Regions from separate parts of the Mus musculus genome. Here region 2 is linked to region 1. Evidence: chromatin loops called from intact Hi-C (ENCODE). Cell type or tissue: heart. All regions are shown on one strand. Each heading gives the region's core, and the rest is flanking DNA. Links, peaks and the distances in the headings are about the cores only.

What was found. Hi-C counts contacts between places; a loop is a spot of excess contacts. Peaks named below come from ENCODE experiments on the same cell type or tissue, not always from the same donor. Only the 100,000 strongest peaks of a DNase experiment are listed, where the experiment ranks them.
Region 2: it touches region 1 in a loop (2.0-fold over the local background); 7 of 42 quality-filtered maps call a loop at or near these places.

What each region holds. Positions count from the first base shown.
Region 1 is chr15:57,700,878-57,709,206 of GRCm38, reverse strand. The region is part of intron 1 of Zhx2 (zinc fingers and homeoboxes 2); the gene reads right to left. Among named protein-coding and RNA genes, the nearest start is that of Zhx2, 10 kb to the right of the region's middle. In heart, for the core only: a CTCF peak has its summit at 3,244 (motif pointing right); DNase peaks (open chromatin) are centred at 156, 856 and 3,196; H3K27ac peaks cover 341 bases.
Region 2 is chr15:57,756,393-57,764,721 of GRCm38, reverse strand. It overlaps Zhx2 (zinc fingers and homeoboxes 2), which reads right to left. Exons shown (of 4, transcript NM_199449.2): 2 at 2,003-2,076. Among named protein-coding and RNA genes, the nearest start is that of Zhx2, 66 kb to the right of the region's middle. In heart, for the core only: no CTCF peak of the experiment used is centred there; DNase peaks (open chromatin) are centred at 3,301 and 5,891; H3K4me3 peaks cover 271 bases; H3K27ac peaks cover 1,867 bases.

The DNA.
Region 1 (8,329 bases), core at 31-8,030:
CTATGAAACCATCTAACCTGGAGACACTTCATACTAGCAATAGGACCCTGAGTAATTCAGAGGCTAGGGAGAGTCCACATTCCCCATCTTATAAAGCCACGGCTGGCTGGACTAGATGAACTTGAAGGCGGTCAGCTGACTGGTCACCACAGAAACCAGTGCAAAGTCGGTCACACACACACTGCCTGCTGGGTAGTCCCAGGATTGGCTGGTGGAAGAAGGCTTGCTGCCCACGTGGAACCCATCTGCCAGGCAACGTTTCAGAGCCAAAATCCAAACAGACAACCAACCCTTCCTGACCAGAGTGCTGAGCTCAAGGTTCGTTTTTTTTTTTTTAAAATTGGGTATTTATTTCATTTACATTTCCAATGCTATCCCAAAAGTCCCCCACATGCTCCCCCACCCACCCACTCCCACTTCTTGGAGCTCAAGGTTCTTAAGGGATCCTTTGAAGAAGAACTAAACAGATTTGAATGGAAAAAGACGTGTTTCATTTTGCCATTACGATAGGCCTAACATTTAATGTGGTACCTAGCATATAGCAATCCTGTGCTTGCTTCCTATAGGAACACCACACGCAGAAACAAGCCAAGCACCCAGAATCCCAACGGCCTCGGACTGACCCCAGAATGGCTGGTGGTGCAGAATGTGTGAAACCCCGTGAGTCCTGAGAGTGAAGCCCTGGCCCTTTGGGCGCCGCCTAACAGTGATGCGTATCGAGTCAGCCATTCCTCTGCACTGTGAGGCTCAGCTTGGACCCTTTCTTAGCTATCGTTTTAAATGTTGTCTCACTTTTCTCAATTGTTCCATGGAGATTCCCCAAGCCTCTTTCAGGAGGAGAGAAACAGCAATGACCTCACACGGGTGGAGTGAACAAGCTTCAGCAATAGTGCTGTGGAAGGGCGGCACGCTGACGGCTGGGGTGAACTGGGGCCGTTAGCAGTCGTACTGGGATGCTTCGCAGTTAAGTTGGGGCCTCACTGAATGTTAACCTTTATGCTACACTGAGTGTTCAGTGCAAACCGAAACTGTAATGGTATGCTCCTAAGTGTACGTGAAATAGGTAATACATTACAACAACAACAACAACAACAAAATGTTTGGTGGCTTTTCACTTTCCTACGATGGCTCCTTCACCTTTCACTGAGAGGGGAACTTGGTGCTGCCTTAAAGCTGTAAGATGCCCCCTGGACTAAGTTCCTGGATGCTTTTGCTTAGGCCTTGGCTTTCCTGCTAATAATCATTGTGGTCCTGACTCCCAATTCAAGCAAGGACTGAGTCTTAACTCTAGAAGAGCAGGCGCTACCAGAGGTGGGCGAAAGCTTTTGGTATTTCAGCACACAAAGACCAAAACAGAGCCGATGCAGTTGGTGTCTGCTGGAGCAGCACAGCCAGGGCTCTGATGGGCAGAGCCCCCTTGCTATGGAACAAGGAATCAGGCACACCGAACACTGCCCAGGCTCCCCGTGTGAGCACTCGTGGCATCTCTGAGAGTGGCTTGATGTCCCTCTCTCTTTCTTTGCTGCAGCAGCCAGAAAGCTGGTGGCTTCAAATGTCACAACTATAAAATCTCAGCAGCCTGGACCCTCCAGTCAGAGCTTAAAATAAAGTTATCTGGAGGGCTGTGGTTGGACCCTTCAGGGGACCGACTTCCTGAGAGGCAGACCCTAGTTTGTTAAGCCCCTGGGAGAGTGGGGCTTATCTGTCACACACACAGCATCACACCTTATGCTAGTCTGGAGGTCATCTCAAATTTTATTTTTGTTGGTGGGACAAGTAACCCAACATAAATCATCATGGGAGGAAAGGGGTTTGTTTCACCTTACAATTCTGGGTCATAGCTCATCAGAGTAGAGAAGTTAAGGTAGGAGGGACGGGGGACAGCTGGCCATACCACATTCAGTCAAGAGCAGAGAGACATGAATGTCTGTATACATACTGCTTAGCTCAATTGATTTCACTCTTACACAGTTCAGGGCTCAGCCCATGAAATGGTGGCACCCATATGTAGGGTGGGTTTTTCCACCATGTTAACTCTCACAGGCAGAACCACAGACTAGCAAGATCTAGATAGTCCTTCCTTGAGGGTTTTCTCCCAGGTGGCTCCACACTGTGTCAAGTTGACAATTAAAAATAACCGTCACTGAGTTTCATGTACCTTCCTTGAAGAACGGCCTGCTAGTCACTATTACACATACACATGCATGCAAACATGAAGTTATAAACCTAACAAGGATTCTCACTGCACAGGCTGGTTCAGTAGGGTTATTGGTCTTCCGTCTCTTTTGACAGGGGACAAAACCACAAGAGTGTCATGAGGACAAGGGGCTGCAGTAGTGCCCAAAGCATCTTTGCCAGGAAAGAGAAAATGTTCCTGCTGGCTCCAGTCTTGTTGTTCATGAACAGAGTCTGCCACACTAGGGGAAGACAGGGCAGGTCTCTTTATCCTCTTGCTAAGGGTGTGACACTGATTCTTCAGTGTCACTCTTTACAGAGTGACAGGAAAAAAACTTTGACTCTGCAGTCACTCAGATGTGGCTTTAAACTACAGCTCTGCCATTTCCATGTACTCCATCAGATTCGTGTCATGTAGCCTCAGTTTCCTCCTGTGGAAAATGGCTGTAAATTTCCTACCAAGTTGGGGAATCTTAAATTACATTAAGTAAGGGTCTGACACACACCATGCTTGCTTCAGTGGCGATTGTCTAGCAAGCTCATCCCCCCTTTTTAATACTTCAGAATTTTGTTTTGGTTTATTTAGGAACAGGGTGGCCTCAGTTGGACTCATGATCCTCCTGCCTCAGCTTCCTGACTGCCAGAACGACTACCTTTTTGTGCCACTTCCTACCGCTCTATACTTTACCCCACTTCCCGTTGCCCAACTTAAAGTTAGCTTTCCAGTTCAGTCTCTCTAAGTCTAAAACTGGAAGCAGTAGAAAGGCCCTGCAGGGACAGTGCTCATACACCCCGTTTGCCATTCAGAAGGGGAGGCCCGGTGCTTCTGAGGAAAAAGAATGACACCCTGCCAAAAGCAGGAAGCTGATCCAAAAAATACCTAGCCTGCGTGTCCAGATGAGGCAGCCTGCTGGGACCAGGCAGGCAGGCAGGCAGGCAGGCAGGCAGGCAGGCAGGCAGGCAGAGGTTGCCAAAAGCCTCTGAATTTAAGATAAAGTTCTTTTGGGGCAAAGCGGCCTTGATGGCCTCCTATTTGAAAACTGTCCAGTTAGTCCTTTGGCACAGACTGGCCACCAGGGGCAGCAGTGAGCAGCAGCGCATTAAGCACTTGGGCCAAGCCTGTACAACCCTTCTCCTGGAGGTCTCTCTCTGGAAAGAGAGCCTTTTGCTCACCCTTGCAGCCACCCAGGCGCTCTGCAGACCTCCATTCTCAACCCCCAGAGTGGACCAGTCCTGAACTGGTGCTCAGAGAAGACAGACAAACAAACAGGAAGCTCTCCCTGTTGGTGGAAAGTGACCCTTCCCTTCCCCTCCCCCGCTCCTCCAGGCAAACAGATACATAATCAGATCAAAATCCACGAAGTGACAACTCTTTTCAGGTCACCCTGGCCTCTCAGGGGGAGGGGCAAGAATCACCACAGAAGGAAAGGAAAGGTTGGGATGTGGGCGGGGGAGTCCCATGTGCAAAGCTATAAATGGGGGAAGGGATGGCACTCTTGGGGGTCTGGAGCAACTGAAATGGGGCACACGCAACAAGAGGTAAAGCAATTAGAGGAAATCTGCCTGCTACGAAGAAATTGGCTCCAAGACAGCCAGTGTACCAGGGTCAGGAATTTGGACTTGACCCCATGGGTCAGAAGTTACTTTCGTTTGCAGGAAGGTTGGAGAGTTCAACTGGAGAACTAGGCCTGATGCTAAGAGCTAAGGCGCGTGCTTTTCTCCTCTATCTTACCAAACCACATCTTATCAGTCTATACTTTACCCTTCAGTCTGCCACACCTTTGCTGATCCCCCGGAAGCATTTGGGTTGGACTTCTGGGTACCGAGTGACCAGGGAAGGTTTAGTGAAAGTCAACGGATTCAGGGTTTTCAAACTACACCTAGGTGGAGCTGAGGGAGGGCTTGGCGACAGATGACAAATCATTGGCCCTTCCAGCAGGACTTCCTCTTCTTATTTGAAAACAAAACACAGATACAAAGAGAAAACAAACAAGAAAACCAAAAAATAAAAATTCACTTTAGTGTAGTTAGAGCCAGTAGTACACTGCTCTCCTGTTTCAACACACATACACACACACACACACACACACACACACACACACACACACACACAGAGCACAGCACACATGGAGAACTCTCTTGTATTCAATTCCACTTACCAGTTTAATAACTATTGAGCAACCACTTAGTCAGGGCTAGGTGCGCTTGTGGCATGGGGAGGGGAGAGACTCAAAGGAGAAAGACCCAGAGTTCTAGCTTGAGGTCTCCCCAGAGCTCCACCATTGGTGGGCAGTGTGAGGCAGAGGTGACCTTCTCTATAGAGAGCCCTGATCACCAGGAGCTAGATGCTAAGCATGTTATATGCACAAGGCTAGGAGGAGTAGCTGGAAGGCTGAGCAGAACCCCTGAGCTTCTGTTGTTAAGAGTGAGTCTAAGACACACACAGGGCCTATGTAGCCTTGGGCTAAGCTGAGTAACAAGACACCTGCCATTCTAATTGTTTGAACAACTAATACATCTCTTCTGTATCTAGATGTTTCAAAGTAAACTCCCCAAGTCCCCTCCTATAGATTGTGCATCCCCTCCATACTCCAACTGTGAAAGGCCAGGAGGCTGAGAAGGTATCAGATAAGATCAGCAACAGAGATGAGTTATAGCATTGCATGTCTATAATCCCAGCATTAGGTAGGTAGGCAGGAGGACCAGCCTGAGCTACTTTGAGGGTTCAATGCCAGCCTGGGCTATCTTGTCTCAAAACAACACAAAACAAACAGCAACAAAAATTCATCCTTAAATGAAAACACATGTGCAGAAATGGTCACAGCGGCCTTCTCAAATTCCCCCAAAGGGAAGCAGCCCAAGTGCTCGCCAGCTGGTGAAGAGATAACAAAATAAGGTATATCTTCCCCATGTGGTACTGTTCGGTAATACCAAGGGATAAAAGACTGATAGACACTACTCCACGGCAGATGACCGCAAGTGCTTTAAGCCATGTAAACGAAGCTATATGACTTTTCATGGTTGCAGGCTATATGATCGCAAAGGTGTAGATCAGCTGTCCACAGTGGGTGAAGTGGGGGAGGGGGTAAGCCTGACGGATAGCGGCTGCTAATGGGTGCTCCAAGTCCCGTTTGGGGGTGATGGAAGTGTTCTGAAGTTACGTCATGGTGACGGCTACATAAATTAGGTAAAGACCCTGAAGAGCAGTATTGGTATACTTTAGGTAGGATAATTTAATGTGCTATCTTCAACGGAGCTCATTCAAAAGACTTAGCTGCACCTTCTCCAATCCCAGCAGAAGGTTGTGAGTTCAAGGCCAGCCTGGGCTACATATGGAGAAAAGAAGAAAGAGCTGGAGTGAAGGAAGGAAGATAAAGAAAAGGAAACAGGGGTCCCACTTATGTGTGGCTCCAAGCTTCACAAAGCCTGACACCAGAGTTTTAAATCCGTCTAACCGTATGGTTTTCATGCCACTAAGTGCTTGTTATAATTACCTCAGCTTACTAAACGTTCCCCACATAGGAGACTCTGAGGGATGAACCTGGGAGTCTCTTGTGATTCTGTACCTCTGAGTAACGTACCCGCCTTTGATATCGGCTTCCTAGAAAGAGCTACAGAATGCATCAGGCCTGAAGTGGATAAAACCCTTCAGTTCTTGGATCCTAGATGGCTGCATTCAAGTTCCGGTTCCCCCATTTGTGCTAACCATAGGCACAGGGGGTAGAAGAAGCAATGTATGCCCGGAGCCTCATTAGTCACGGAGCTAGATGGTGTTAGACTGCATGGCTTCAGGAGCCCTCGGACAAATGTCTTCCTCTTCTGTGTGCCTTGCTTGTCAAAAGCAGGAGGCTATCTAATATCTCTTAGGGGTGCCAGAAGCACATCCACAAAATGCCTAGAACTGAACTCAAGACATCAGTAGGCTTAGCTACGTGGGCTGGGGGTTCAGGACTGTTGTGTGTGGACTTCCTGAGAGGAGGGACACTGATCTGTCACTCTGGCAGGTGCTCCCCTGGTGCCAGGAAAGAGGAACCGGTTAGTGGGGAGGAAAAGGTACAGAGATGAGCTGGCTGATAAAGCAAGCAGAAAGGCCTGAAGTGTCTGCGCCAGACATCAAAGGGAACTGCTCCAGGATTGTGGGATCCTGGGTTGATTGGTACAGCTTCCTAGGTCTCAGTTTTTCCCTCCCTCCCTCCTTTCCTCCCTCCCTGCCTTCCTTCCTCCCTTCTGCCTGGAGACAGGCAGGGCCTTATCATGTCACTTTGTTGCCCTATGTAGCCTAGAACTCCCTTTTCAACCAATTCTCCTGTGTCTGCCTCCCAGTACGGCATTGCAGGTGTGTGCCACTGCACTGGGGTTGGTTTTGAAAGTTTCTTGTTGCTGGAACATCCCTGGGTCCTACTAATAAACTCATTTCCTTGAATGTCCTTTCAACTGATTGTAGGCTATGCACTTAGAGACCCAGCGCCCTCTTTCTAAAAGCACCAAGGCCAGACACTGTCCAACTGCACACTGTTAGTTAGAATGTTGGTCGCTGGGACATCCACCATTTACCCTTGAAGTGATCGAGTTCATTATTCAACCTTACAGCGAGATAGCTCTAGTTTCTAGCAGCAGCAGCAGCAGCAGCAGCAGCACTCTGCCTGCTCAGAATCAATTTTTGTAACACAAAGTTCCCCAGAAGATGGTAGATGGCAGTTCCAGAGGACCAAGAGAAGCTGAAGCATCAACTGAAGAGATCAGAGTGCAGCCTGCTCTTGCCTGGAGCTCACCCCTCCTCCAGAATGTCCTGGCTGGAGGACAACCCCCTTTCCCAGCTTCCCGTTTCCAGTCCCTATGTTCCCGCTATCCACTCTAACATCACCAACACAAAGACATTAAAAAGAAAAAGACAAGGCACCCCCATCCCAAGAAGTGGGGTGTGTGCTTTCTTTCCCCACAGCCCATCCTCTGCCATCTCTAACGTGACCGTGACCGTCCGTCCCCTCAGGCTTGGGCCAAGCTGTGTGCAGGTATCTTGAATCTGTTTCTAGGAAAGCAGAAGCAAAGTTTAAATGAAAATAATTTCAACATGTCATCCTCCACAGGCCATGGAGATCCTTTGGGGACTCTGGGTAGGCCCAGGGGCTGGGAGAGCCTGAGATGGCTTTGTCGTTAGAGCAATTCTACCTTGTCTCATATTTTAAGAACAGCGGGAACGTAATAGCAGCTGAAAGGAGTTTTCTGTGTGCTATTTAACTAAATGGCTCTGCAGCTGGAGAGAGCCATGGGCAGACGTGTTATGATTCAAAGGTTCCCAATTACAATGATCCTCTTTTATTGTATAAAAACAGCCACACAGCTATTCCCCGCCCCCACCCCTATGCTTGCTCCTTCCACCCCTGCTCCTCATTGGCCAGCGAGGCTGTGCTGCATCCTGAAGGCCCAAGCTCCTCTTCGGGTCCCAATTCTACAGCTTTTGGCTCCCTGGGATTCTTTCTGTCCAGGTCAGGGAGAGCATGGAGGTGCCCCTGACTGAGGCAGGGTGGCACCGTTCTCCAGACGACAGGTGACAATTTAGAATCCCAGTTCTGATCATATTCTTGTATGTATCCATACAGGTACACATGTTGGCCCACTCCCTAAATCTCTGCAGAGGCCAAGCAACCAGATAGAGTCCAAAAGTATGTCCAAACCAACCCCTCTCTCCACACTTCCTTACAGTCTGGCTTGGAGCTTGTCTGTCCCCGTGTTTCAAAGTCCTGGAAACAAACTGATCTGAGTGACCCACCTACCTCCCCTCTGTGTTCTTGAGCCAGGGCTTTGGCTCTCTGAGCTTTGCATTCCAATCTCTGCAGTGGGACCATACACAGCTCCCCAGTCACTCCTCCTGCTCCAATTAAGTGTCACAATGAAGGGGAAGCATTCATCCCGGTGTCTGGCACACAGTAGCCACTGCCGTTCTTCAGATGAGCTGATGTGTGGGCTTGTGGTGTGCCTGGGTGAGCCAGGATCTCACCAGTCAGAGCTGACAAGACTGGGAGTATAGCTGGCCCACAGGGGAGGGTTTTTCTGGAATCTTCCTGCAATACTAGTTTGAAACTGTCACCTGTATGCAGCTGATGTCTACATCCATGCATGCTGCCTGATCTCTAACATAGAATTCTTAGCCCCC
Region 2 (8,329 bases), core at 194-8,193, 55 kb before region 1:
TTTCTCTGCTGCTATCTGATGCACCCAAGATCTTTTTCCTTGCCTCTTAATTCTTTAACTGGCAGAGAAAATGAACCCAATCAAGACTCTTAGATGGCAAGAGGGAGGAGGCAGGAACTGGACATTGAGCCACACCATGTTCCCTGGGGCCAGCAGCTGGTAACTGACTTCGGAGCAGGGTCAGAAACAGGAAAGAGACAGCAGGAAAGATGCACACCCAGTAGACCATACACAGCATCTCCAGATTGGAGAACGACCTCAGAGCGAGTAACTTCATCCTGGTTCCACCATGTAGCTACAGCAGAGCCTCTGACTACAGCCCCAGCTTTACCTCTGACCCCCATGACACTCTGGATGAAGGGGTGATCATGATGAAGTCCTTGCTGTGTCCTGGCACAGTTTTATACTAATCATGGAATCCTTATGACCCTGTCCCCATTTCTCAGATGAGGAGACTGAAGCACAGAGAGGCCAGCAACTTGCCCAAGGCCACAAAGCCAGTGGAGAGCCAGGACTTGAACGTGGTGGTGTACTCTAGGACCCCTGTCCTTCTGCACAAATATTCTCTCCTTGCATTCCCCTTCCCCACTTTATCTCACCACCATCGGCTCAGCACCTATTATGTGCCAGGGCCTGTGCGTGCAAGGACACAGTTATCCTCACAGCTCAGCTTTAAGGATGTCATGGTTCATGTCGCAGAGTCACCATCCAGCCCACTTCCTCTGCGTTCCCTTTCTTTCCTCTCCCCTTCTGTCCTCAAACAGTGGCATCACTACCCTGAGGACACAGAGACCAGTCACTTGTGCTAAGTCTGATCTTGGACTCACTCCTGCCTAATGCCCTCATTTAGGTCTGGAGTCCAGCTCTTCTCCTGTCTGGCAGGTAGGGGTTTGGTCATCCGAATGTGTGGGATAAGTCTTGTCCCTGCCAAGGATTCCAAACTTCTGGGTAAAGTCCATTTCATATTCTCTGGCATCCACCTACTTGGGTCTTACCCATGTATTCCCTTATTCCTCCTGTGAATTGGGCAGAAGGGTGACACCCCATCCCCACCCCCTTTTTTATACAGGCTCCCTAGGCCTTTTCTTCCACTCTGAGCAGTCAGCCTATTAGACCAAATCTTCTGATGGTGTGACTAGCAGAACGTTCTTTGGGTAGCCCTGCTGTGGGAGGGGCCACTGCTAAGCCACTCCCCAGAAAAACCTCCCATCATACTCTTTGCATACTCTTCATCTATCATGTACACCAGGTATTTAGGATTACAGATGTGCGTGTGAGCTGTCCGGCATCAGCTGGTGGCACTGGGGCACAGGAAAGACGCAAGGTTTCCTTACTCAGTAGACTCTGCAGTGGCCACCGGTCTTCTCCTCAGCCTCCATCCTCTTCCTATACATCCCACCCCTCAAAGGTTCTAGATTATCACAGAAGAGGGGAAAACACTGCTTTATCAAAGCTTCCCACTTCAGTATTTTTCATGACATTTGTCCAGCCTCTCCTTGAATTCTGTCACTGACAGGGAACTCCCTAGTGACCCAACTTTTTCACTGCATTTGTGCATATCTCTTGTCAGGGAGTTTTGCTTAGTCCAAGTCATCAACAATCCCCGCCCCCACCCCCCTCTGCCCCCCAGCTCTTATCAGGGCTAGTACTTTAGGGTGGCTTTGCCTACTGGCTAAGCCAGGCACTACACACTGTGTTCTAAGACTTTTTCCCCTCATTTTGAACATAACTCTAAAAATATGTCCCTGGCCTGGAAGTCTGAGTTGCTGTCATCTGTGCAGAGAGGGGAGAGCCAGCCACCTGCAGGCTCATGGCGTCTAGGGAAGCCCTGGCAGGAAGCCATTCTGGGAGGTTTACACCTGGAAGCTTGGCTCTGTGCTGTGTCCAGGTGCTGGGTGGATGGAAACAGAGTTGCCAGGTTGGCTTTCCCATGCAGCTCCTATCCTTTCCCCGACATCAACCTGGGCCAGGTGCAAGCACAGCCCACTGCTGTACCACTTACCAGTGTCTGCTGTGAGTTCCTTACATCCTGGGGATCTTGCAGCCAGATTCCCAGAGCAGCCAGTGCATGGAGACCTGCAAAGAAGAAGAGACTGTGTGAGAAGCAGGGCAGAACAAACCAGGTATCCAGCTCTGTATCCAAGCAGGACCAAGCCCTTGGGAAACTAGGATGGAGGTGGGAAGGGGAAAATAAACCCCTGTAAGGACCCAGGCACTCATCAAAGCAACTTCACAATCTCCAGGCTTTGTGGCAATTCTGAGCCAGAGAAAGAAGAGGAACAAAAAAAGTGGGGGGAGGGGACCCCAACTCTGGATGAGTCAGCAGTTTGTAGCAAAAAAGAATTTTTAGGCGTGTGAAAGCAAAGGCAGATGGCTTGGGTGTGGAAAGGGGTTTGGGCTTGTCTAACCTCACTCAGTGTCTCCTCAGAGCATCCTTGCCTCTCACCAGCAGCAGGTTGTGCAGGGTTTCTTTAGGGTACCAGCAAAGGGGGACGCTCAGTGTCCAGGCTTCAAGCAGAAAAGATAATGCAGTCCTTAAAGCAAAAGGCCCCAAGGCCTGTGGAGAGACTCCTGCCAAACACACCCTGTGTGCTTTGAAAATTCCTCTGGAGAGCTGTAGCTGGCAGAACAGGGCGTGTGTGTGTGTGTGTGTGTGTGTGTGTGTGTGTGTGCGCGAACGCGGGGCCTCTGCTTCTGTGCCATAGCATGGTGAGCTGAGGTCTAGGCCCTAGAGCTCTGCAGGCAGTCAGTGGGGGTACCTTGTAAGGACACATGGGGCTGCTTACGGCTTGTGGGACTCCCTTCCCTTGCTCCCCATGGCCATGATCCTCAAACCCTGTCTTTTTTTTTTCTTCTTGTTTCCTTATGAACTCCCAAGTGAACTTTCTGTGTTCTCACGGGGGAAACCTTTTGACCCCGTAAAGAGAATCATCAGGGCTGGAGTTAGTGTTTATTGAGTCTTTACCACGCTCCCCACACTTGCTCTTGACACACCTGAGCAGGATTCTTGCTGTGCAGACGTGTTCCTTTGAATAGCAAAGTGCAAACTCACAAACTCACACCTCAAGAGAGAGAGCCTAGCTGGGAAGGCAGGCTCCGGGCTGTGGATTCGGAGGTTGCATTTTAACAAGAGCCATAGGCGACGTGCGGGCTGTACGACAGGCTTTATTATTCTCTCAGCCATGGGAGGAAGTCTCTGACCATTGCCGGGTGAGGAAATGAGCTAGGGAAGCCACAGTTAGCTGCCTCCGCTAAAGAGCTGGTGACGGGGAGAGTGGATTCAAGCCATTTCCATTGGCTTCTGGAAACTGCATTCCTTTCTACCACACTATCTGTGGGCGGAGTAAAAGGAAGGGCCAGGCAGGCCATGCTTAGTAAGAGTGGCTTGGGAAGAGCAGTCTGCTGCAGTGGGGAGTGATGAGCTCAGGCCAGAGACGAGCATCCCCTTCTCTGTTATGTTAAAATCCCCAGGTCTTGGACCATTCCCCTCGTGTGTGTGTGTGTGTGTGTGTGTGTGTGTGTGTGTGTGTGTGTGTGAAACGGACGGACGGACACAAGCTTCTGCATAGAGTCCCAGTGTCTAATTGATTCTGATTCAAAGAATTCAGATCTCTCATCCCTACCCATAGAATGACCTATCTGGGAGAAGAGCCCTCCCCTTCCCCAAGGAGACCAGGCAGTGAGTGAGTGACCCTTAGGAAGTGCTATTTCAGGCAGGTGAGAGTTACTATTCTCTGTTTCCAAGAGAAGACCAGAGGCCTCAAGCTAGCCATGATGGGGGAAGGGATGTCACACATAGTTTATTTATTCTCTTCTTACACAGTAACTCCCCACTGTAGCCTCTACTCCAACCCCCACTCCTCTCAGTCCCCCCCCCCCCCATACCTTCCTACTCCTCCACATCCCCTGCTCCTCAAGTTCCTTTTAAGAAAGAGCAGGTTTCCCAGGGATAGCACTCAAACGGAGCATAGCAAGTTACAATAAGACTAGGCACAAACCTTCCTATCCAGGCTGAACGAGGCAACTCAGTAGGAGGAAAGGGACCCATGAGCAGGCAAAAGAGTCAGAGATAACCCCACTCCCACTGTTAGAAGTTCCTCCAAAACTCCAAGCTAAACAGCTGCAGCATGTTTGCAGAGGACCTAGGTCAGACCCATGCAGGCTCCATGATCATCACTTCAGTCTCTGTGAGTCCCTGTGAGCCCTGCTTAGTTGATTCCGTGGGACATGGTCTTATGGTGTCCTCAAGCCCTCTGGTTCTTACAATCCTTCTCTCCCTCTTTTATAGGGTTCTGTGGGCAAAAGAATGAGGAAAGGGATGTCCCAGGGAGGTTTGTTTGTTTGTTTCAAAGAATTATTTATTTATGCATACAGATACAATGTAGCTCTCTTCAGACACACCAGAAGAGGGCATCTGATCTCATTATACATGGTTGTGAGCCACCATGTGGTTGCTGGGAGTTGAACTCAGGACTGGAAGAGCATTCAGTGCTCTTAACCTCTGAGCTATCTCTCCAGGCTCCATCCCCTTTCAATGCTCTTGATTAGTGACATCCTACTCCATGTTTTGATTCCAAACTCACATTATAAGATGGGTTTTTTTTTAAAAAAAAAGATTTATTTATTTATTTATTACATGTAAGTACACTGTAGCTGTCTTCAGACCCTCCAGAAGAGGGAGTCAGATCTCATTATGGATGGTTGTGAGCCACCATGTGGTTGCTGGGATTTGAACTTCGGACCTTCGGGAGAGCAGTCGGGTGCTCTTACCCACTGAGCCATCTCACCAGCCCATAAGATGGGTTTTTGTGGGACGCATGGACAAAGACAGAGATAGTCCACAACCCACATAGGTCCATGGCTGTTTTTTTCTCAATCTCAAGTAGCCCATTGGTATCCTTGATTTAAAGTTAGGCTCCCCTCCCATGAAGCATTGGTTTCAGGACCCTATCTGGGTATTAAAATCCTCCTCTAAGAGACAGAGAGTCATGACTGGTTGCTTGACACAAGTGAGCTGTAGTCATCAGAGAGGGAGGAGCCTCAGTTGAAGAAATACCTCCATAAGATCCAGCAGAAAGGCATTTTCTCAACTAGTGATCAACAGGGGAGGGCCCAGCCCATAGTGGGTGGTGCCATGCCTGGGCTGGTGGTCCTAGATTCTATAAGAAAGCAGACTGAGTAAGCCATGAGATGTAAGTCAGTAAACAGAACCCCTCCATGGCCTCTGCATTAACTCCTGCCTTCAGGTTCCTGCGTTTGAGTTCCTGTCCTGACCTCCTTTGGGAATGAACAGCAATGTGGAAGTGGAAGAGTTTATTCAAACTCTTCCCTCCCCAACTTGTTTTTTGATCATTGTGTTTTGTTGCAGCAATAGAAACCCTGACTAAGGCACATGCCAAGAAAATGCAGACACTTCCTTGGTTCACACAAATGTCCTACCCTTTCAAGCACCAGCAGTGGGGTGCCAAGTGCCCTGAAAGGTGACCACAGCACACCACACAGCATGCCCCCACACCTCCTTGACTCAGCTGTGGTTGCATGTAGTTTCAGAAGGATTTCCTGAGCCCTTTACAAAGGCTGGACAAAGCTGTCCACCTCGGCTCCACCTTTCTGAAGCCTGGGCCTGCTCCGACACCTGATATCCTGTGACTTGTCCTTTCTCTTCAACCTGCTAACCTCAGCCCTTCCATAGCCCCAGTCTTCTATCTGCCTCCCGTCAACATCCACCTTTTACAGAAAATTGATGAGAATTCCATCTGTGTGTCCTGTCTCGCTGATGTCTGCCAGTTCCAGCTCCTACGCTCTGGGCAGCCCCATGGCTGGGCTGGGGCAGGCTACTCTCTCAAACATTCCGCCCTCCTTCCTACCCTAATTACTAGCATCTCACCCTGATGTCTGATGGAGGTAGAGTAGAACTGGGTAAGCGATGGCCGTCCCTCTTATTTGTGACAGTTCCGATTGTTATTCACAGGCGATTAGGCAGCCACCAGAGCACAGAGTAGCACAATGATTTGGCTGGGGTCCCACCAGCAGGGACTCTCAGACCCGGAGACCAGGCTCACAGAATCAGTTCTGTGCTTTGGTTTATTCATGAACACAGCTTTTCTCCAGCCCCCTAGAGCAGTGGGTCTCAACCTTCCTAATGCTGTGACTCTTTAATACAGTTTCCTCATGTTGTGGTGATCCCCCACACCCTAAAATTATTTCTGTTACTACTTCATAGTTCTAACTTGAATGCCGTTATGAATCCTGATGTAAATATGTTTTGAATGTAGAGGTTTGCCAAAGGGGTCGCGACCCACAGGTTGAGAACCACTGTTCCAGCTAACCGTTAGTTTTGACAAGCATGATAAATGGTGTGATGCATGGAGATGAAAGGCACTGGGCTGCTGCTCTTGCATGGCCCCTTCTTTGACTCCAGTTATTTCTTCTTTCTGTGCACCTTGGGGGGCTATGCACATAGCCTGCCTCCTCCTCCTGCGTGGGAGGGATGCCAGATAGCAATGGTAGGGACTGCCTTAGTATATGCCCAGTGGAGCCTGCAGCTCTGGGTATGAATGGCAGAGCTCAAAAGGAGACTATGAATGAATGAAAGGCTCTGTAGCATCCTTAGATCTCCAAATATGCACGTCTCCTCTCTTGCTGGCCTACAACCCCTGCCACACTGGCCCTATGAAGCAAAATGTTACTGAGAAAAAATATGCAGACAGAATTTCCTTATATGGGTCACTGTTTTGCCTCTGGGCCTGGTCTAATCTTGTTACACTGCTGGGCACTTTAAAAGCTAGGGCTGGAGAGAGCTCAGATGTTAAGAGCACTGGCTGCTCTTCCGAGAACCTGGGTTCAATTCCCAACACCCACATGGCAGTTCACAACTGTCTGCAGCTCCAGTTCCAGAGGATCTGACACCCTCTCATACATATACATGCAGGTAAAACACCAATGCACATGAAATAAAAATTTAAAAATTCCCAAAGGTATTACATGATCTGTACATCTTGAAGAAGAAGAAGAAAATAAAAAGACCGGGGCTATATTAAAGGTTTGCAATTGAGAGACACCCTCTGCTAGGATGTCTTCCTCTAATATAGACCATTCCATGTTCATTCAGCAAACATGTACTGGGCAGTAAGAAACCACTCACAACATGTCGTTGTACCCTAAGGCAAAAGCATCATACGGAGAACCATGGCACAGGGAGCCCTGGGCTCTGGCTGGACCCAACATAGACTACGACCAGGAGAGGGGGCAGAAACTGAAGGAGACAGAAAGCCACACACTGCTTCTGCGGAGCCTCAGCTTGGTTATCACTCCCTGGCCTGGTAATGTGATAATCACCTATTCCAGGTGATATCCCACCTCGGTCAGCAGCATCAGATTCCCAGAACCAAGGTGGATGCTGACTGCACATGACTTGTCTGGGATTACAGCCTTAGAAGGCGGAGGCAGGGTCCCTGGGTTAAGTGGTAAAAAATGCAGCTCTGGATTTGACCAATAGACCCTGCCTCTATGAATTAGGTAGAAAGAATATCTAGCTCAGCTCTCCACATACAGACACACACTTATACCCATGCATACAGTGCACCTACATACATGGAACATGTGTACACATCATTCACATATGTGTGTGTGTGTGTGTGTGTGTGTGTATCTATGCCTGAGAAAAGGAGGGAAAGCCACTCATAGTGGTACCCATGCTTATAATCTTAGCGTTGGAGAGATGGAGACAGGAAGATTCTTAGGGTACATTAGCTTAACCCGTGAGACCCAAGTCCCAATAAGAGTCCCTATCTTAAAAATAGGTGGACAGTGCTGAACTGCTTATACTAGAGGCTGACTCCTGGCCTCCACAGACATGGGCATGCACATGTATGCACACATACGTAGGTGTACCTGCAAAAACATGAACATGCATGCACGCGTGCCCACAATGAAAGAGGGAGAAAACACTTCCTCTTCATCGTTGTCCAGCACAGGGATATCCTGAGCTCCAGGGAGGGCTACAACTGTTTTGTCCCAGGCTGCTCCTTTCTTGTTTCTCCACCCCCTTACAGGGGCACAGATTACAGGCCACGCTGTGGATAAGGTGAACCCTGGCTTTACCAGAACGGGGACAAAGACATCAAAGCCATTATTGTGCTAATCCTAGCACAGTTCAATGGGGCCAAACTTGCAAGGAGGGCACATGAGGCCAACACAGAATGAGGTGACTCCCAAGAGACATAGGGGTGGGGGTGGGGGAATAGAGAAGGGGAAAGTTGTGTAAAAGAGGGGGTGGGTGCCTACGGTGGGAGAGACATGAAGGTAATCAGAGTGGCTGTGGTGGAGA